5 separate regions of the Mus musculus genome follow, and regions 1, 2, 4 and 5 are each linked to region 3. A link is a loop called in an ENCODE intact Hi-C map of the cell type or tissue named here. Cell type or tissue: left cerebral cortex. All regions are shown on one strand.

Region 1 (4,000 bases), 170 kb after region 3:
CATTCTGCAAACGCTGACTCAGCAGGTCCGTCCGTGTCCTCTGGTAGGGAGGAGTGGGGACTGGGTAGTGCCGGGCTCCTTCTTTGTGTCTCTTGGCCCAAGAGCTGCAGGAAGGGGAGGGCGGGGGCAGCCGGTCAGCCAGCCGCAGTAGAGAGGTTTCCTGCTGGGAAGGGCTGTTGACAGGTAGGCCAAGAGTGAAGGCCCTGCCCCCTCCCCTCCACAAGTGCTGAGTAGCCTGGGTCCTGTCTGCCACCAGCTCGGGGGAACTTGACCTCAGGAAGGAAGCTGCCCACCTGCTCCTTTCTTAGTACCCAAAGCTGCCAGGCTCTGAGCCTCTGCAGACCATGCCAGTCCCGTCCCCCTCCTGGCCCCTCATCTCTAGCAGCTTCTCCCTCTATCTTAGAAGTCCTCTCTACCCAGCCTCTTTGGCCAGCCCCTCCTCTATGAAGGCTGCCCTTTTACAGCATGACCAGAGGCCCCCAGCCTTTGTGACAGGAAAGGACAGCCCTCCCTACAGTCTTGGGGATGGCTGTCAACTGGAGAGTAAGGGACATGGACCAGCCTGGATCTCACATGGCCACCTGCTCCCATAAGTCTAGACCGTTGCTCCCTGCTGGCATAGGTGGTTCCTGGACTTGGCTTCAGGAGAGATGGTGTTAGTAATGGCCAGATATCCTAAACAGGGAAGACATGGAGACAGAAGGTGACAGCCAAGTTAAAAGGGCCAAGCCAGGGCCCTCCTTGATTTTCCTTGTCTCTGTGAGGAAGAGATCTGGGCTCCTTTGCCCCTAGCCTTCAATGCTGTCCTTCGTCCCCAGATATAGACGAGTGCCGCTTAAACAACGGGGGCTGTGACCACATCTGCCGCAACACAGTGGGCAGCTTCGAGTGCAGCTGCAAGAAGGGCTACAAGCTTCTCATCAACGAAAGGAGCTGCCAGGGTGAGCCGGCTCCGGCCAAGGGGGCGAGTGTCAGGGATGCTGTATTCCAAGCGTCTCTGTAGGCAGGGCTATGCCGCAGACAGACAACGGTAGTCCTTCCTTCTTGCAGGCCAGCTCCATGCTGAAATACACAGCTTGGCAAGGGGTGAGCAAGCTTTCACCACAATCCAGGTTTTCCCAAGTGTGGCCTGCTGCAACTAGGTTCCACATGCACAGGTTCCAGACCCTGGCAATTCTGGTGGTGCACTTTTAATCCCTGCACTTGGAAGGCAGAGACAGGCAGATCTCTGGGTCTGAGGCCAGCCTGGTGCGTTCCAGGATGGCCAGGGCTATACAGAGAGACCCTGTCTCAGAAAAACAACAAAAGCCCCAAACCCCAGACAAAGGGTACAGAGGGAGTTGTGCGTGCTCAGATCTGGAGTTAGGCCAAGGTCTTTCAGCATCAGAGCCCATCACCTGAGCATGGACCAGGTGCCCCGAGACAGACTCAGTGGTTCGAATCCTTGCTGTTCCAGATATAGATGAGTGCTCCTTCGACCGAACCTGTGACCACATGTGTGTCAACACCCCGGGGAGCTTCCAGTGTCTCTGTCATCGTGGCTACCTTCTATATGGTGTCACTCACTGCGGGGGTAAGCCAGCAAGATCACACCTACACCTGCCTGCTTCCCAGACACCCCAGCCCTCGACTCTTCACACTCCAAATGGCTGTGCTTGTAATGAGAAATCCTTGGATGGTTCTTGTCTACATCCAACAAGATAAAATAGAAGGCACCTTCCAAAGACCAGCTGGGAGACAGGATACCAGAGAGCAGCATCCTGGCAGCAAGATGCTTGAGGGTTTCACGTAGCCCAGGATAGCTGCACACACACACACACACACACACACACACACACACACACACACACAGCCAGTGGTGACCTCGAACTCCAAACCTCCAGCCTTCACTTCTCGAGGGTTGCGATGGCAGGTGGCACAGACTCTGCCTCCTAATTCTACCTTGCATTCCCCATCGCTGTTCCCAGAGACCCACCCTCTCAGTCTCTAGCCCAATGAGACAGTAAGAGAGGAAAGTTCTGAAACCTTGGTCTGGTTGGATTGGCCCCTGCTCAATGGCAACTATGACTGGGGATGTAGAGAAGGGAGAGAACTTTGAGCTCCTCACAGGCCAGAGAACCTTTTACTTTGTTTATGAGAATGTTAACGTGAGACCTACCTTCCTGACAAGATTTGTAAATGCACAGTAATCTCTATAAGGGTACTGGCAATCTGATCTCTGACTCCTCCCACAGATGTGGACGAATGTAGCATCAATAAGGGAGGCTGCCGCTTTGGCTGCATCAACACCCCAGGCAGCTATCAGTGTACCTGCCCAGCAGGCCAGGGCCGCCTTCACTGGAACGGGAAGGATTGCACAGGTGTGTGGCGCCCTCTGCTGGCCAGACATAACAATGCTGTTTCAGGGGAAGGTGTGAGGGGGAGCCTGCTGGGTTTAAAATGTGCAGGTCTCCTTGGGCATGTAACTAGTCCCCCTTTCCGCATTAACTCTCTGAGGGCAGGAAGACAAGGCATGTTCATATTCTCAGACCTTGCTTCCCTTCCTAGAGCCAGTGAAGTGTCAGAGCAGTCTTGGAGCCTCAAAAGCCATGCTTAGCTGCAATCGCTCGGGCAAGAAGGATACTTGTGCCCTGACCTGTCCCTCCCGGGCCCGGTTCTTGCCAGGTATGTGAGAGAGACGGGGTTCTGGGGAGAAGGGAGGGCAGACTGGCTGTTCAGCAGTGCCTCTGTTCCCCCGGGGTTCCTCCAACCATTGGGGGTTGAGAGGTGGGTCAGAGCTGTGATAAGCCCCTTCTTTCAGAGTCAGAGAACGGTTTCACCGTGAGCTGTGGTACCCCGAGCCCTAAAGCTGCTCCAGCCCGAGTGATCCACTCTGGGAACAGCACCGTCTCCAGCTCCTGCCATGGTGAGCACCTGCCCAGAGTCCTCCTCTTCTCTGCCCCCACAGTTCTCCTCATCCCTGGCCGACTCACCCTCTACCTCCCTTGTTACTCTCTAACTCTCCAGCTTTGCTGCCAAGCTCCTCCTATCTTACCCCTCCTATCTGTTACCCTTGGCTTTCCTGATCCCACTCTCTAGCTAAACCTTACTGCTGAGCTCGGAGCCACCTCCCAGAGCAGGCCGTCCCCAGGGTCCCCAGGCCCTGGAGCTGTGCTGAGCTTCTCTTCTCCCTCTAGAGGCTGCAGTGCTGCCAGTCAAGCAGAGAGCCTCCTTCAAGATCAAGGATGCCAAATGTCGCCTGCATCTGCGAAACAAAGGCAAAGCCGAGGAGGCCAGCAGGATCCTGGGGCCAGGTTTGGACCTCCCTCCCTGGCCCCACCAGGCTCTCCCCACCTCTCAGCCCCTCTGCCTAGTTCTGTCATGGATTCACCTGCACCCTGGGCTGTGGATAGAATGGGGAAGCTGTTGTAGGCTAAGGCCCTGGAAGTCCCCGTCATTCCCTCCTACCGAGAAGAGGGTTGGGGGTAGGGATGTCTGGGGCGGATGGAGAAATAGGAGAGTCAGAAGAGAGAACTTGTCTTCAGTGGAAGCTACAGTTCGAGGTTGACACGGCCTCTGTTTCCAGGTAGTGTCCCCTGCTCTGACTGCCTGGTCACTTTCATCCACCTTAAGTGTGACTCTTCTCGGAAGGGCAAGGGCAGGCGGGCCCGGACCCCCCCAGGCAAGGAGGTTACCCGGCTCACCCTGGAATTGGAAGCTGAGGTCAGAGCAGAAGAAACGACAGGTGGGCCTAGGGACATTGTTGGGTGGAGGGCCAAAGAGGAGGGCACATAGCCTGGATCCAAAAGGGACAAGCCAAGGGAAGGGGGCACCTCAACTCTGGGCCTGTGTAATGGCGAGCAGCAAACTCCAGGGCTGCCCCTGTCGGCTGCCTTCTGCTCTGACCTCTCTCTCCTCATTCTCTGACTCGCACAACCATCCATTACCAGCTGGCTGTGGGCTGCCTTGCCTCCGACAGCGGATGGAACGGAGGCTGAAAGGGTCCCTGAAGATGCTCAGA
Region 2 (4,000 bases), 90 kb after region 3:
TCACCATGTAAACCAAGCTGGTCTCCAGCTCCAGCTCCACCTGGCTCTGTTTCCCAAGTGCTGAGATTACAGGTGTGAGCGTGCCGAGTTTATTTTTAATATTTATCTGTTTATTGGTGAGGGCACATGTAATTAAACTCAGGTTGTCAGGCCTGGCAACAAGTGTCAGCCCACAGAGTCACCTCCCCAGCCCCCAGAATCCTTCGGTGCTGAATAACGACATCAGGAAGTCACATACAGAAACTGTAAAAGCCAATACCTGCTTGAAGATAAACTCCTTTCTTCCAACTGACAATCAAGCTTGGAAGCGTCATGGACTCTCTCCGTCATACCTGTAATTAGAAGAAGTTCTGGTGGACAGTTATCAACCCACACATGTCTGAATCTCCTCAGGGTCACTCGTCTGAAGGCCCCCGGGGTTATATCTGAGTCCACTCAGCCAGTCACTTGTACTTCCCCAAGGGCGTGCTAGAAATGCTCAGGGCAGTCCAACACAGTGAAGGCTAAAGTTCAGGCAGGCACAAAATGAAGCGGATTCAAAGATAAAGCTGTCAGGGCTGGAGAGATGGCTCAGCGGTTAAGAGCACTGTCTGCTCTTCCAGAGGTCCTGAGTTCAATTCCCAGCAACCACATGGTGGCTCACAGCCATCTACGATGGGATCTGATGCCCTCTTTTGGTGTGTCAATGATAGTGTGCTCGTATACATAAAATAATCAAGAAGGTTATTAGTATTGCACACCAGTTTGCATTGGGAGGCTCGAGGAAGGTTCCCTCCTTCTACCTTCTCATGGCTGCCTGGGCATCGGCTCAGTCATCAGGTTGGTGGGGTCGGGGGAGCTTAGCTGCTGAGCTGCCTCACAGGCCTGAAAAGGCACAATGTTTTGTTTTGTTTTGTTTTGTTTTGTTTGTTTTTCGAGACAGGGTTTCTCTGTGTAGCCCTGACTGTCCTGAAACTCACTCTGTAGACCAGGCTGGCCTCAAACTCAGAAGTCTGCCTGCCTCTGCCTCCCAAGTGCTGGGATTAAAGGCTTGTGCCACCACTGCCCGGCAAAAGAAAATAACTGTAGAGATCCCATAGGACAGCACTGTCTTTCTCAGAAGGAAACATGACAGAAGTATTTAGAGTCATGCCTGTATCCTCAGACAGTAAGGAAAAAGGAAAAAAACACACACACACAGAGAAAATTAAAAATGGAGGAAGTCTCTGGGTTTTACGTTTCAACAAATTGAAAATATTTCATGGTGAGAAAATTGACTGGACTTTGATAGAAAATCTAGAGTCCTTGGCTGGGTTATAAAAGCATAAACTACAGGCTGGACAGATGGCCAAGTGGTTAAGCCACTTGCTGCCCTTTCCTAAGAGCTGGGTTACCCTTGGCTCACAAGCATCTGTAACTCCAGTTTCAGGGCGCCCGACATCTCTTCTGGCCCTGAACACACACGGTGCACAGACATACCTGTAGACAAAACACCCACTCACACAAAGAAAAATAAACCTTTTTATAAAAACAAAGGTGACCGGACCCTGCTCTTCCCAGCATCTGTGCAGTCCTTCATTATCCCAGCCGAAATGGCTGGCATGACACAATCAGATCCGTAAACAAATCCGAGGTGAAAGGAAACCTTCAAAGCTACAGCCACTCCTCAAGAAACTCTCCAACTGCAAGAAGCAGCCAGTTCCGCCCAGAGCACTCCGGAACAAGGAGGGCTTAAAGAGTAGAGATTTAAGTGTGGCTACAATTCTTAAAAATTCAGATTGCCCCCCTAAAAAAAGAAAACTGCAACACAACAAAGCCAACGTGTTATACACAGTTCCAAATTTTTACAAAAGGAATTTGATTGTATACTCAGGAGTCACTGTACCTATGGATGCAACAGCCATTGTAAGAACTGTTTCCAAACCAGCAGCACCAGCACGCCCTGACCTTGAACCCCACAGGCCAGGTTCCTATTTGGATACACAACCCCAGCCCGAACCCAACCCACCCCACCCCACCCCTCCGGGTACACCTGGATCTTGTCTCAAGTCACAGCGTTAAGCAGCAGCGACCCCGCGTGGCCACAGAGGAGAGACTAACTGTCCAGCGTCACAGGAAATCCATGGCAACGCTTGTGCGGGAGCATTTGAAACGAGGGGGAGGGAGGTCCGGACCTGCAGTCCCCGCACTTGGGGGACCCTGCCTCAAGCAGATACCTAGCCTGTGCGAGCTCGGGGTCCCGCCGAGGTGGCCCTTTCCCGGGGATGGCGGAAGCGGTGCCCCACGCGTGACCGAGGGGAGCTTCGCTCGGGCGGAGGGCTGGGGACACCGGGAGGTCGGGCCAGTCCGCAGTCCTCCGTGGCCCACGGGACCTCGTGGCGCCGTCTTTACCCCGCGCCCCTGCGCGGACCCTGGGGTGAGGGCGGCCGTGCTCGGGCGACGGTTGAACCTACACGATCGGTGCCCCTGGGCGCTGCTCGCGCTCTCCCGGGTGTTTCCCCCGCGGGATTCACGGGAGGCGCTCTCTGCCGCGCCGGGCTCCTTCCGGGCCGCCCTCTCTTTCACGTCTGGCATCCTGGTGATGGTGGTGGTGGTGGTATCTGTGTGGTGACAAATGTTGGGGGCTCGTCAGGGCCAGGGGGGACCAGAGCTGGCGCAGGAAGAAACTGAGGCCGCAGCCCCGACGGACGCCCCTCCCCTTACCCCTCTCCATCCCTCACCACCCCTTGTCTCTCCCTCTCAGTATGCCTCTTCCCCTCACCTCCTCTTCCCCTCTCCCTTCCCCTCTTTCATCCCTTCCCCTCCGTGGCTCACCTCCGCCCTCCCCCTCCACTTTCTCCCTCCCCTTCCCTCTCTCCACTCAGCTCACTTCCTTCTCTGCCGGCCCGCCCGCTCTGGCTGGCTGGGCGGCACGGGGTGCGGGTGGGCTAAACCACTTGGGGGGATGAGGCAGGGGCGGCGTGGCTGGGTGGAGCCACTGAGCCCCACGTCGATGCTGTCACACACTCCACATCCCCACCCTGCGAACTGAGCAGGAGTGGGAACGCCCGGTGTTGCCAAACAAACAGCTTAGGTGTCCTGGCAACGAGGCGCGAGGCGCGTGGCAGCCCTCCCCACCAGCATCGCGACCCGCCACCGACCATCTGCCGCCACCTTGGGTGAGACCGAGACTGGGGCAGGACGGTCATCCCTATTGATTCCAAGTGTCAGGATCTGGGGCTTAGGGGTAGCCTGCAGAGCATGCACAGGGGTGCTAGCCTCGAACTGCTGACCCTACAGCCTCTGCCTGAGTGCTGGGGTCACCCGTGTGAGCCACCACCAAGGGTTCATGTAGTGCTGGGCATGGAAGGGACCTCATAGGCTGAGCTCCATTTCCAGATTCTTAAAAAAAATGGAGGGTGAGGCCTGGAGAGATGGCTCAGCTGTTAGGACCACTGGCTTTCTTCCAGAGGACCAGGGTTCGATTCCCAGCACCAACATGATGGATCTCGGCCATCTGCCACTCCAGTTCCTCGGGATCATACTTCCTATATTTACATATATTTACATACACGCAGGCAAAATACCCATACATATAAAATTGTCTTGTTTTACATATAACATTCTCTTGTGTTTTTTGCTTTTTTCCCAAGACAAAGAAAGTTTCTCTATGCTGCCCCAGCAGTCAGGGAACTCTTCTGTAGACCAGGCTGGCCTCAAACTCAGATCTTCCTGCCTCTGCAGGGATTAAAGTCTTTTAAATACCCACGCCTTGGGTTTGGGGAGAGAACATGGAGAGGGTGTTTTTCCCTCATATTCTTTCTGGCCTCTTAATTACTCTGACTTGAAGTCATCATAAAACCTATGCAAATGCATCCCATCCATGCAGTACCCCAGGCGTTCAGAAGAGGGCGTGCGATCCCCCGGAAATGGCTGTACCGCCTGATGCCGCTGCTTTGCTTGCCAATCCCTGACTTTGGAAAACCTGAAAGTAACGGTGCAGGCCTGTCACCCTAGCTACTGGGGAGACTGAGGCAAGAGG
Region 3 (4,000 bases):
TCCCAGCAACCACATGGTGACTCACAGCCATCTGTAATGGGATCCAATGCCCTCTTCTGGTGTATCTGAAGACAGCTGCAGTGTACTCACATACATAAAATAAATCTTTAATGTGCAAAACACAAAGGAAGGAAGAAAGGATGAACCCAAAAGATGGAGGAGGCTAGACATGACACACACCTGTAATCCTAGCACTTAGGAAGCAGAGGCAGGTAGATCTCTGTGAGTTCAAGGCTAGGGTTAGCCTGGTCTACAGAATGAGTTTCAGGACAGCCAGGGCTACATAGTGAGACCATGCCTTAGAAGAAAACAAACAAAAACACTAAAGCATTACTTTTAGTTTTCAGTTACACATTTCAGCTGCATTTTCAGGCTAAGGTTATGTTCACACGGAATTGAGATACCAGGGAGCGTACAGAGGACGTGGGGAGAATCCCTTAGATATTTAAGGCCTTTCCTTTTTGCTGGGAGCTAGACCCTGTATGTGCGTATTGAGTAGAGCTCTGCCGCCCAGCTTCACTTCCCAATATTGACTTTGAGAAAATCCGTTCCTGTCCCTTAGCAAAGTGACGGTTTTCCAATGGCTTAGTGCTCGCAGAGAAGTCTGTTGGCCGGGGTGTCAGGAGGCAGGCCCTGCCCTCTCTTACTGATCATCTCACCCTCTGTCCTCTTCCCTAGGGAGTATGGAGAAGACAGTGACTGAGCTGATCCTTCATTTTGACACACATGCTGACGAGGAGGGCCCCTACGAGGCACTGTACAACGCTGTGTCCTGCCATTCCTTGGACAGCACGGCCAGTGGACGATCATCAGACAGAGACTCCATGAACAAGGAGGCCGAGGCCACCGGAACAAGGGCTGCTGGAGTGAGGCCTGTATGTGGGGGATGAGGCCTGTGAGTGGGGAGTGGGGCTCGTGTGTGGGGAGTGGGGCCTGTGTGTGGCCCAGGCCTGAACATGCTGGGGACTGGGGTGGCAGCTGGGGGTGCGGGTGCGGGCAAGAGAATGTCTGCTGCCTGGTGCCTGAGCCCACCTGCTGTTAGAGCTACTCTGTCTAGTCTCTCCTGCCCAGGGCAGTAAAACTGCAGATCACACTGGGGTAGACGTTTGCTGTTTCCAGGTTCAGTGAAGCCAGTTTGCATCTCTCTATCCCACTGCCTCCAAGCGAATCTGTCCTATGCCCTGGTTCAGCCCTATGCTGCTCAAGCCTTGGGGATCTTGCTGTGTGTGATTTGCTGTGTGTGGTTTGTTTTCTCTTTTGGATCACAGATATATCCGGTGACATGCATTGCTGGCTGTTCCCAGTCCTGCTTACCTTACCAGCCATGTGGACAGGCAGTCCCGTCCTGGGGAGAGGGCAGAGCAAGGTTTAATCAGACTGCACACTTGCTAGACATGCCGTCGGTCGGGTGACCCTTTAATAGCCCTGTTTCACCTCGTGAGAGCGTCTCCTCCATGTGCCCCTCCTGCCTTCTGATGCTTTGTGTAATACCTGCTTTTACTTCTGGTCTTGTTCATGAGCCTCAAGACTCTCTCCTGACTCCCCCTTCCTCCCTAGAGGGTGCTCTATGCTTACAGCCCTGCCCCCACTTTATTTCCACTTGATAGAGTTTTCAGACCCTGGTGAAGGCCTGATCTGGCTGTTGCTGAGAGGATCCAGTGCCGACCACCTTGATTCAGATTTGGGGGCATATGTGTTGGTGTTGGTGTTTCTGTTTTTCCTGTTGGCCTTCCTTTCCTGCCAGGTTCTGGCAGGGGACAGACAGGGTGGACCTTGACCTTTGTAACTGTGTCCTGGGACACAGAGAAGTGAAGCAGCAGGTGGGCTCAGGCACCAGGCAGCAGACTTCCCTATTGGCATCCACATTTTAAGTTGTGGGGGAGGCTTTGCTTTGAGGGAGGCTTGCAGGTGTCGCCCGGTAGGGGGCGCTGGTGCCTTTGCTAGAAGCCATAGGTCCTGTAGTGAATGGGTGTAGTTAAGCAGAAACAAGAGCATCCCTGAGTGTGCACATTGCCAGCGATGCACACGTCTGTGCAATCTATGTTGTTCTGACCTCTCTGGCCCTCCGTGTAGATGGATGGCACAGCAATGGTGGCGGATTGTCTCTGTGTACCTCAGAGAGAGAGGCCCATGGGGACTTTGGTTCCCTTCCATGTCTGCAGTGGCCTTGCTCTGTCTGGAGGGCTTCTGGGATGGGCCATTTCTGCTGTTTATTTTACTTTCTGCTACACTGGCGTCCCCAGACTGGCTCCGTGCTTATCTCTTTGTACGTGGTGCCTTGACTAGGCCCATTCCAGCACTTGTAGAACACCTTGAAGGGCAGAGAAAGTGAGGCCCTCCCCCCACGGGAATTCCAATCCAAACAGCACGGGCTTGAGTACATGAAGCTGTCGTAAGATTGTTGTTGAGTCTGTCTGCCTCAGAGAGCCCAGGAAGGCCCGAGTGATGGAGGCTGCTGTGGGCCAGAGAAACACGAAGGTCTTGGGTGCCAACCCCAACCTAGCTTCCTGTGCAGATTTCTCTGGGAAATCTCTACCCTTCTGCATCCCAAACCTCTAGCAACATGGAACTGACCTACAAGGCTGGGGTGGAGGCTGGGGCCAGCTCTGTCCTAGCCCATCTGGGAGGAGACCCCAGCACAGTAGAGAATCATAGAAAAGGCTCGGGTGTAATGGCCTCCTAGCCTTCCGCTTTGCCGTCAGAAATCATGCATGTTCCTATGGTTGTCCACCCTTGGTCCACACTTGTATCCCTTCAACGAGTTCCTTGCTTTCGGGTAAAGTTGGCAAACTACAGCCCTATTACATGAAGCCTGAATTTTTGAATGAACTTTTGTTTTTTTAAAAATCTAGCCACTCGTACCCTTTGTCTATTATCTGTGGTAGAACTGAGTGTGAAGTATACTATAGTTGCTTTTGATCTTAAGAACAAGCTTGCCTGTCCCAGCCCTTAGGAGACTCATGGCCATGCTCCTGTCTAAATGGGCTAACCAGGGTTCCCTGTAGCCATGAACTTACTATTGTTGAAGGGGAGGATTAAACACCAGAGAGGTGCTGGGTATGGTGCAGGCCTTGGATCCCAGCACTCAGAGCCAGAAGCAGGAGGATCCCTGTGAGCATAAGGCCAGTCTGGTCTACACAGCAAGTTCCAGCACAGCCAGGGCTACACAGTGAGACCCTAACACCAATTTAAAAATAAAAACCTTAAAAAAGAAAAGACAACCACTTGAAGAGAGATGGTAGAATGTATTTATTTTTCTTCTATAGAGGGAACGTCCGCCGCCTCCAGCAAAACCGCCACCCGATGAAGAGGAGGAAGAACGCGTAGATAAGAAGTATTTTCCCTTGGCAGCCTCTGAGGTAGAGGGCTGGGGGTTACCCCGTCACGCACATAGCATTTATTAGATGGTAGATGAGTGTCTACACAGAGGAGCCTTTCTTTTCTCCTCCTCTGCTCTTCTCTTTTAAGGGTTTGGTTTTTTTTTTTTTTGTATGTGCATATGCACACCCCCCCCCCCCCATGCCTACCTGGTAGTGCCTGGTCAGATCCCCTGGAACTGGAGATCCAGAGGGTTGTGAGCAACTATGTATGTGCTGGCATTTGAGTCTGGAAGAGAGTCCAGCTGAACCATCTCTCTAGTCCTGGGATTAAACCCAGAGCCATGTGCATCCCTGAGCCGCCCCCAGCCTGTTTTCTCTCAGAGGAAGAACAGTGTTGCGTGTGTGTGAGTGTGTTAGGCGTATACATAACTGTACAGCATAGGTACATGTGCCCATGCACGTTCGGGCCAGAGCTGCACCGTGGCCAACCTCCTTTGTAGCTCTCAGCCTTGATGTAAGGGGTCTCTGGGTAAACCGAAGCTTATTGTTGTGGCTGGGCCAGTGACCAGTGAGTGTGCACTCAGCATCTTCCCATCTCCACCCTCATCCCCACTCCAGCGCTGGGGAACAGGCATACACAGCCAGGCCTGGCTTTTTATGTGTGTACTGGGGATTCAAAC
Region 4 (4,000 bases), 53 kb after region 3:
CGGTGGAGCCCCAGAGCCTTCAGACAAAGCCTTCTGCCGCGGCTCTGTGAGGGAGCACATCAGCGGCGGCAGCAGACTGGACCGCAGCTGTGCAGCCCTGGGATTACAGCAGGAATGAATCAGCAGCCGGGGCTCCTGGCTCACCAGCATTCGAGAGCCTGCTGCCTAGGTTCCTGGAGCTGACTTTCCATTCAAGGGCAAGTCCAGGAGCCCCCAGGCTTGGCGTTTCTGCTACAGCCCGCATCCAGAGACTGCCGGGTCACCATCCACCGTCTGTTTTGTGGAGGACAGGAGAGGAACAGAGGCTGCCACAGTTGGTTAGCAGGGTCCCCAAGACAAGCAAGTTGGCATTGCCCTGCCTTGAAGGGCAGAGACCGCCAGTGACAGCTGGATGACTTTCACCATCAAAGAAGAGTTCCTGGAGGTGATGTCTGTAGTTGGCTCTAATTTCTCCCACCTTGCACCTCTCTTGTCTCCTCCTCCTTGCCCTCCTCTTACCTGTCCGTGCTACAAGAACTAAAGAAGTCAGGTGGGTGTGAAGGCATACAGCTGAACACCTGAGGGCTGCCGGGAGGGAGGGACGGACATCTGCCCTCGTGCACTGCCTCGGTCCAGCCCTGACTGAAGAGCTGAGTGAGAAGACCTTCTCCATTCCTGTGCATCAGTAGAGACCAGAGACCCTGGGAAGAAAGCTGTGTGTGTTTGTGTGTGTGTGTGTGCGTGTGCGTGTCGCTCAGCCAGAGAGCAGCACACTGAATAGACACTGCCGCCTCCTGATGACAAGTGCCTCTTTCTTCTGTCTGCCTGGTTTTGTCTTCTTTGACCAAGAACTGAACAGCCCGACCGCTGCCCCCTAAGCAGGCAGGCAGGTCATAGGAACCACCACGGAAGACAGGGAGCATGAACGCCACGCTCCTGGATGCCAGCCCAGGCCAGGAAGGCAGCAGCGCCTCAGCCCAGGGGGCACCCCACTTGCCAGCCTCCAGAGGCTATCTGTAGATGAGCCCTGGTCGGCCGGCCACTGACCCAGCAGAGCCATCCCTGAGCCTGGTTCCCACACTCCAGCCCACCCGGCTGTCCTGAGCTGGGAGCACGTGGAGCTCGGGGCCATGGTTTGCTTATTCCGGGACTGCTGGGGGAAAACAAGTAAAAGACCCTTCTCTGCCCCCGCCGTTCTGCGTGCTGCTTGCGTTGCATGTGCTGGGTCCCCATGAGCGCCGCCGCTTCCTTCCCAGAGCCCTCGCTGTGTGCCTGTGTCCCTCTGCTGCATGAAGACTCGCGTTGTCTCCTGACTGGTCTCTGCTGCAAGGTCGCAGAACTAGCCCCTCGCCACAGCCCCACGGCAGCTCCAGAAGTTGCATGGATGGGAGGAGCAGCCAGGCTGGCGGGCACTTAGAGCTCTGGTGTTCCCTTCTAGTGCCTGTGGGGACAGACTTTCTGCCATGCCTCTGTGTGGACGTTGAGGAGTTGACCCAGAGACCACTGGGGGTTGGCTCCCCTGACCCTGGGCTGTGATCGTGCATGTACAGCCTCGGCCCCGGCCCCGGCCAGCTCCTACCGTGGGGTGTGTGTGGGCAGCAGCCACCCGAGTTGGCTCACATCCAGCGCTAGGCAGCTCCGTCCCTGCCTGTACAGAGAAGAAAAGCCGAGAGCCTGCTCTCTGCTCTCTTGTACATAGTCTGACTGCCTCATGGTAATGACTATGATGTGGCAGTGCCACCTGTCTTCCTCTGAGTGCCGCTGCTACCGCCTTAACGGGTTCTCCCTTTTCAAGCGTCTGCCGATTCCTCTCTCGTCAGGTTCTCGGACGCTGGAGCAGAGCGTCGGGGAGTGGCTGGAGTCGATTGGCCTGCAGCAGTACGAGAGCAAGCTGCTGCTGAACGGCTTTGATGATGTCCGCTTCCTGGTGAGTACGTCAGATGTGCTGGCCCAGGCTGGTGCTGCTTGCTGGAAGCTGGCCCACCCAGCTGGAGTGTGAAAGAGGACATAAGCCACAGAGGAGAACCATAGGGGCCGTGGGCACCCGGAAGTCAGCTGGGTAACTGAAGCTAACTTTGCCGACTGTCCTGGCCCTACTACCTGTGGCCCAAGTGCCACTCAGTGGGAGCACTCTTGGAATCCCTAACTCAGACCCCAGCCCCAGCCCTGTTTCTTAGACTGGATGCTGGTGTGCTATGTGCTGAGGTACCCTGGCTAGCAGCTTTGGTGGGCAGGGCAGCCAGGCACCCCATGACCCATCTCAGTTGGATGCCAGGAGTTCCCTTACTTTCCAGAATGTTGCTGTTGTCACTGTAGCAAAGGTTTCCTCCTGCCCCTCCAAGCAGAGGAAACCAGAGAGCCTCACATGTGCCTGGCCTCAGAGCTGACCAGAGGAGGGCTGAGTGGTGGCTTGGTTGCTTTTCTGAGGTTCATCCTGCACTCACAGGGAGTACAAGAGGTCAAAGGGAAAGCCGGCGTCTCACCCCTGCTCTCTGAGCAGCTGGGACTCAGCTTAAACCCTGCTCTCAGGAGCCAGTGGCCCCATTGTCATCCGTCTCCAAGAAGCCTTGCCCAGTGCGTCCTAGTGAGCCATTCAAGGCAGTGCCTGAGCTAAGTCATGCTCAGGAGCGGGCCATTCGATGTCACAGCAGTAGCTGTGACAGCTCACATCCTTCCTGTGAGCTGGGTACCAATCTCAGCAGTTGATAATATCTGAGCTCTGTGCTGGTGTCTCTCCCTGTTTCCCACATGAAAGCAGAGGCTATGTGGTTTGCTCAGGGTCACACTGATGGTGATTGGTAGGGTGGAATTGTGCACTTGGGAGGCACAAGGCAAAAGGTCACTCTCTGAACACTGTCATTTATATGCTATGCATCTTGGTAAGGCGGACAGACCCATCTGCTCCGTTCCCCCATTTTCTGGGAGGCCTGTCTCCTCCTCTCCTAGTCCTGGGGGTTTCAGACTGTAACCTTGAAGCAGAGCTCTCTCTCACTTGTGCCCACTTGTCCTGACCTCGTGTGAAGGGCCTTGTTTGTAGAGCTGGCACAGAGTCCCAGCCTACCGTCCATTCAGTAGGATGAGTGAGTTTATTCCATTAGAGTAGGGTTTGGTGTCTTGGGGCGAGGGGGCATCCTGTTTGTGACTTCCAGGAAAGGTCCAATGGAGAGTGCTTTAAGTAAGCCATCCTGTTCCTGGGCAAGTCTGCAATAAGCTACCCTCTCATGGCTAGGTTGGGGGCTGTTCTTTTTCAGATTGTAAAAGTCTACAGTTTTAAAATAGCAACTTGTTTTTTTTTCCTTTTTAAAAATTAAGCTACATGGGTGCTTATGGTTCCTGGAACCTTACTTCTGACTCACCATGCTCTTTAGGGGAGGATCATGAACTAGGAAGGAGGAGGGTTCAGTTAGTGGGGAGGACAGCTGGCTCTGGGATCTTGGTCTTCTAAGTACCCTTTGCCATGTGGCTGGCAAGATCTGCCGAATTTTTCCTGTGTTTCAGTCCCTCAGGGGCTAAGCCCAAATCATCATAGCACAGCTCTCCTAAATCTGGAAAGGGTTAGCTCTCCAGTCCTTGAACAGCCTCAGGATTCCCTAACCCAACCTGAGACCCAGACCAGATTGCAGCTAGATTTTTCGGGCAACCATGCCCCTGAACCAGATGCCCATGTAAGGCATCACCTTTCACCCTGATGACCAGCAGTGTGGTCCTTCAGGGCTTCTTTAGTCCTGGAGCATCCACAGAGGTATCCACCAGGGGTGAGCAGAGCACACCTGAGCTTAGTATGATGTTGCTTCAGGGCCTGGAGTGGCCTGAGTACCCAGCACAGCATCCTGGGAAACTGCATGTAAAGTGCCTAAGGATAAATTTTAGCAGGGGCTTCTTCCCGGTCCTGAAACACTCCTTCAGCACGTGGACCTGGCATGGATCATCCAGTTTGGTTCACCGTAGAGGGTGAAGGTTTCACCTGGTGCTTAGAGTCCCTAGAGATATATCTACTAGATACAAAGTAGCTCCAATAAAG
Region 5 (4,000 bases), 81 kb before region 3:
GAAGGGGAAGAAGAGAAGGAGAAGGAGGAGGAGAAAGAAGAAGGAGGAGGAGGAGAAGAAAGAAAGAGAGGGAGAGAGAGAAAGAGAGAAAGGAAGGAAGGAATTCATATTTAAACTCATACAGAAATATGGAGAGGGGGAGAGAAGGCATTATCTATCTGACAGCCTTTCTAACTTACTTTCCACTATTGATCTACGCGTGTTTCTAACCTTTGTGCTTCAGATTTTCAAATTTATTTGTCCTTAACCATTTTCTCCTCGTCTTTTATCTTCTTGTCTCCTCCACCTTCCTCCTCAGCCTTCCCCCAAAAGGAGCTGGAGTACAAGCAGGCCTGAATAGGGCTCTAACAGCACCTACACCTTCCCGTTCCCTCTCCTGCCCCTCAAGGTTGCAGACTCACAAACAGTCGTGGGGGAATTCTAGTTCCCTGGCTTTGGAAGAAAGCAGTCAGGAGCGCACCCGGGTAGTCCTGCAGCGTTATCCACCAACTTCCACCTACCTCGCTTTCCTCCGCCGCGGCTTCTTTCAAGTCCGCGTCTCCATCCCTGTCGGTTTCCTCCGGGATTCCCTCAGTGTCGGCTGCCACCAAAGCCCCAGGAGTAGCCCTCGTCTCCTCTGACTCCCCTGGCTCCCCGCCTTTGTCTGTGGGCGACTCCCCGAGGTTGTCCATCGCGAGAGCAGGGGGTCAGAGGCGATGGCAGCACCGCCGGGAGAAGGAGCTGTGGAGCGGAGCTGGAGCTGAGGGCTCGTCGTCGCGCCGCGATGACGTCACGCCCACGGATCCTGGGAGGGGTCACTTCCAGAAGCGCGTTGGTTGCCCAGGGGATTCATATAAACGGAATTTGTTTTAATGTGAAAGAAATGTAGAAGTCTAGATCCTCCGCTTCAGGGCAGAAGCGTTTTTGAAAGAGCGTAATTCGTTTCCCGAGAGACTTCTTTTTCCTTCTTTTTCTTCTCCTTCCTGGGAATGTAATGCCAATTAACCCTTCTTTAACTTTACTCCTTCAGCCCAAAGTCGGGGAACAGGGAGAGAACTCGGTCCCGCTGCTTGTTGTTGCCGTGGACTGAGCAGCTTCCGGCAGCGACCTAACCTCGGATTTCCCAAAGAACTAAGACCACCGGCTTGTGTCCACCAGGGAAGTTTCCCTTCTGTTTCGCAAGCATCTCTAACGCCAACAGAAAGTATCCAATGGTTTCATTTAACACTTCAAATATTGGCCACCTGCCTCGCGTCAGAACAGGCTAGTGTTGTGAGGGAAAAACAGAAAAAAAAAAAAAAGTCATCCTTTCCCAATTACATTTCCCTCCTTAGTCCACCAATATTAAAAATTGGAAATGGTTCCCCAAATCTGACTTTTAAAATGTCTCTCATGACAACTAAGAGAAAGAAGGTCTCTTCTGACTTTTTCTGAAGAGTTAGTAGGATGGAGTGCGAGGATAGTGTCTGTTAAGAGTTCTTACATTTTTTTTTCATGTGTATGGGTGTTTTGCATGTAAGTCTGAGCTCCACATGCGTTCGTGGTACCCTGGGAGGCCAGCAAAAGGTGTTACATCCGCTGGAGCTGGAGTTACAGACTGCTGTGAGGCGCCACAAGTGATGGGAATCAAACCTAGATTCTCTGGCAGAGCAACCAGTGCTCTTAACAGGGAACCACCTCTCCAGCCACCCCCGTACTCCCTCCCCCCCCCCCACCTTTTTTTTTCTGGAGAGAGGGTCTCACTATGTAGCCTTGGCTAGCCCGTAACTTGCTTTGTAGATCAGGCTGACCTTAAACTCACAGCGATGCAGCCAGCGGCTTCTGCTTCTCGACTGCTGGGACAAATGGCAGTTGCCACAATGCCAGTCTAACTGCAGAAGTAAAACTCTCAGGTCTTCCCTCCAGGAGGCACCAGAGGGAGGGATTTTTCAAGTCTGGTTCTAGATCTCCGCGCCTATCCCGTATTGAATCTATGCGTTTTGAATGGAGTTGAAAACAGAGGTACGCGTTACCCCCTTTTCTTTTGTTTCTACGGTGCCAGGAACAATGACCGCATTTCCAGTGCCATGAGGTCCCAAACCTTTGGGAAGGCGAGCAGTTCGGGAAGCTCCTGCAGGCGTGCCGCCTCCGATCTCCGCCACCTGGCGAATGGGCGGGTCCGCTAGGCGTAGACCGCGCCTGCGCCAGGCTCGGCTCCGCACACCGAGGCTCCCCTCCGCCAAGCGGGCTCACCTGCACGGCGGCGCCGAGCCCCGCCCACTAGGTGGGCAAGGGGGCGGGGCGCGGGGGCGCGGTGACGCGTGACGCCGGATCCCGGAAGTGACGCGCCGCCAGGGAGTGGGGGAGGCCGAGGAGGCGGGGGGAGAGGGGGTGGCGTCCCCGGCCGGTTTGAGGGGTGCGTTGCCCGGAGACGGAAAGTTTCGGAGCCGGAGCAGGCTCTGCAAGGCTCCGGGTTGAGGTCCGAGGGGTGGCGGTCCTGGGGATGGGGAAGGAGCAGGAGCTGCTGGAGGCGGCCCGCACCGGGCACCTCCCGGCCGTGGAGAAGCTGCTGTCCGGGAAGCGGCTCTCCTCCGGCTTCGGCGGCGGCGGCGGCGGCTCAGGCAGCGGCGGCGGCTCCGGGGGCGGCGGCCTCGGTTCTTCTAGCCACCCGCTCTCCAGTCTGCTGAGGTGAGTGCGCGCGCCGGGGCTCGCAGCCTGGACTGCGAGGGCTCCCCCGAGAGGTCACGGTTCCTGGGGCGCGCGCGGCGCAGGCCGGGCTCTCGTGTCTGGCGTCGCCGCTGCGGAGAATGGGGGGAGTGCCCAGGTGGCAGCCCGCGCCGCATGGCACAGCTCGGCGTCACCCTCGCCCGCCGTGAGGTGCCAGCTGTCGCTTCTCACAAAAGCCGCTTCAGAGCAGACCGAATTCGCGGAATCCCTCTCACATCCTGCAGGGACTCCCACGCCGTGCAGAGCCTCGCGACTCCCCTAGAGCACATTCTCGGCTTCCTTCCCCAACGAGCTTAGAACGTTCCACCGGGCTGTGCGGAACCCGGCTTTTGTTTGTTTTTAAAATTGCTTCTGCATTGATCACGCACGAGGTGTTCAGACTTTGAGCCCCTCTTGCGCCTGAAGCTCAGTTTGTCGTTGTCACTTTGGCTGGGTTCGTCCAAGTGGCATCTGCTCATTTCCCCCCTGAGACTTAATCGGAAAGAAACCAAGGCTTGCTCAGGGAGCTGAGGTGCGTTCAACTTTCTGAGATCTTTTAGACACTTGAATCCCGGGCTGCAAGGCTTCGGGAGGGAGGGGTCACTCTTTGTAGCTTACAAGAGGGAGGGAGGATTAGAATGCTCTGTCAGAGTGCATAAAATGTGTTGGTTCAGCAATGCTTTCTTAGCTGTTTTCTTTTCCTTCCTTGTTTTGAGGCTTTTGAGAAGTGGAAGTTCATTTAGAAGTGGTTTTCTTAGCTTCTGTTCCTTATAGGTTCATGCACTTTCAGTTTGAGTGAGTTTGGAGAGCTTGGACCCAGGAAGCCCACCGCTTTAATAAACAGTTATTCAGTACTGAGTCTCAACCCATATTTTTTTTTTTTCAGGAAGATTTTAAAAAGCACGATCCTTTGGGGGAAGAAAACCCCAATTCTGTTGGCTGCACCCAGTGTCTTGAACAATACTGGCTTATAGGTGGTACTCAAGATTTGTTGAATAGATTTGTTGAAAATTACTGATTGTAGAATGATCTCTGTGTGCGTGTGCATGCATGCATGCAAGCCTGCATGGTGAAGGCTTGACATTTGGTGTCTTGCTCAACTGCTCTCCATCTTCTTTGAGACTGTCTCTTACCAAACCTGGAATTTGCTGATTCTGCTCCACAGGCTGGTCAGCAAGTCCCAGGGATTCCCCTGCCTCTGCCTTCCCAGTACTAGCATTACAGCCACGTTGGCTTCTCTCTCTCTCTCTCTCTCTCTCTCTCTCTCTTCTTATAAACATGGGTGCTGGATCAAATTCGGGGGTTCCTGTTTGCTGAACAAAGACTTCATGGACTG

Evidence for each region. A loop is a pair of places that touch in the nucleus more often than their neighbours do. Peaks named below come from ENCODE experiments on the same cell type or tissue, not always from the same donor. Only the 100,000 strongest peaks of a DNase experiment are listed, where the experiment ranks them.
Region 1: a loop joins it to region 3, with 2.1 times the contacts of the local background. A loop is called at or near these places in 22 of 42 quality-filtered maps.
Region 2: a loop joins it to region 3, with 3 times the contacts of the local background. A loop is called at or near these places in 29 of 42 quality-filtered maps.
Region 4: it touches region 3 in a loop (3.0-fold over the local background); 19 of 42 quality-filtered maps call a loop at or near these places.
Region 5: it touches region 3 in a loop (2.5-fold over the local background); 17 of 42 quality-filtered maps call a loop at or near these places.

Annotation. Positions count from the first base shown.
Region 1 is chr17:28,161,498-28,165,497 of GRCm38, forward strand. It overlaps Scube3 (signal peptide, CUB domain, EGF-like 3), which reads left to right. Exons shown (of 22, transcript NM_001004366.2): 8 at 819-941; 9 at 1,457-1,573; 10 at 2,235-2,360; 11 at 2,548-2,664; 12 at 2,801-2,905; 13 at 3,177-3,293; 14 at 3,566-3,724; 15 at 3,930-4,000. Among named protein-coding and RNA genes, the nearest start is that of Zfp523, 14 kb to the right of the region's middle. In left cerebral cortex, CTCF peaks have their summits at 2,376 (motif pointing left) and 3,167; DNase peaks (open chromatin) are centred at 2,368 and 3,120; H3K4me3 peaks cover 380 bases; H3K27ac peaks cover 616 bases.
Region 2 is chr17:28,077,727-28,081,726 of GRCm38, forward strand. It overlaps Tcp11 (t-complex protein 11), which reads right to left and starts at 2,913. Exons shown (of 10, transcript NM_001085555.1): 1 at 2,849-2,913; 2 at 2,433-2,579; 3 at 260-332. The coding sequence starts at 2,553. In left cerebral cortex, CTCF peaks have their summits at 2,070 and 3,865 (motif pointing right); DNase peaks (open chromatin) are centred at 2,069, 3,015 and 3,857; H3K4me3 peaks cover 675 bases.
Region 3 is chr17:27,988,042-27,992,041 of GRCm38, forward strand. Anks1 (ankyrin repeat and SAM domain containing 1) reads left to right here. Exons shown (of 25, transcript NM_181413.4): 9 at 679-875; 10 at 3,267-3,359. Among named protein-coding and RNA genes, the nearest start is that of Gm35290, 17 kb to the right of the region's middle. In left cerebral cortex, CTCF peaks have their summits at 73 (motif pointing left) and 1,910 (motif pointing right); a DNase peak (open chromatin) is centred at 1,925.
Region 4 is chr17:28,040,771-28,044,770 of GRCm38, forward strand. Anks1 (ankyrin repeat and SAM domain containing 1) reads left to right here. Exons shown (of 25, transcript NM_181413.4): 14 at 1,800-1,906. Among named protein-coding and RNA genes, the nearest start is that of Gm35290, 35 kb to the left of the region's middle. In left cerebral cortex, a CTCF peak has its summit at 1,732; DNase peaks (open chromatin) are centred at 100, 741, 1,780 and 2,610; H3K4me3 peaks cover 2,459 bases; H3K27ac peaks cover 2,124 bases.
Region 5 is chr17:27,907,001-27,911,000 of GRCm38, forward strand. It overlaps Taf11 (TATA-box binding protein associated factor 11), which reads right to left and starts at 744. Exons shown (of 5, transcript NM_001379368.1): 1 at 501-744. The coding sequence starts at 671. It overlaps Anks1 (ankyrin repeat and SAM domain containing 1), which reads left to right and starts at 2,306. Exons shown (of 25, transcript NM_181413.4): 1 at 2,306-2,646. The coding sequence starts at 2,462. In left cerebral cortex, CTCF peaks have their summits at 712, 1,879 (motif pointing right), 2,908 and 3,110; DNase peaks (open chromatin) are centred at 764, 1,606, 1,938, 2,277 and 1 more place; H3K4me3 peaks cover 3,896 bases; H3K27ac peaks cover 2,382 bases.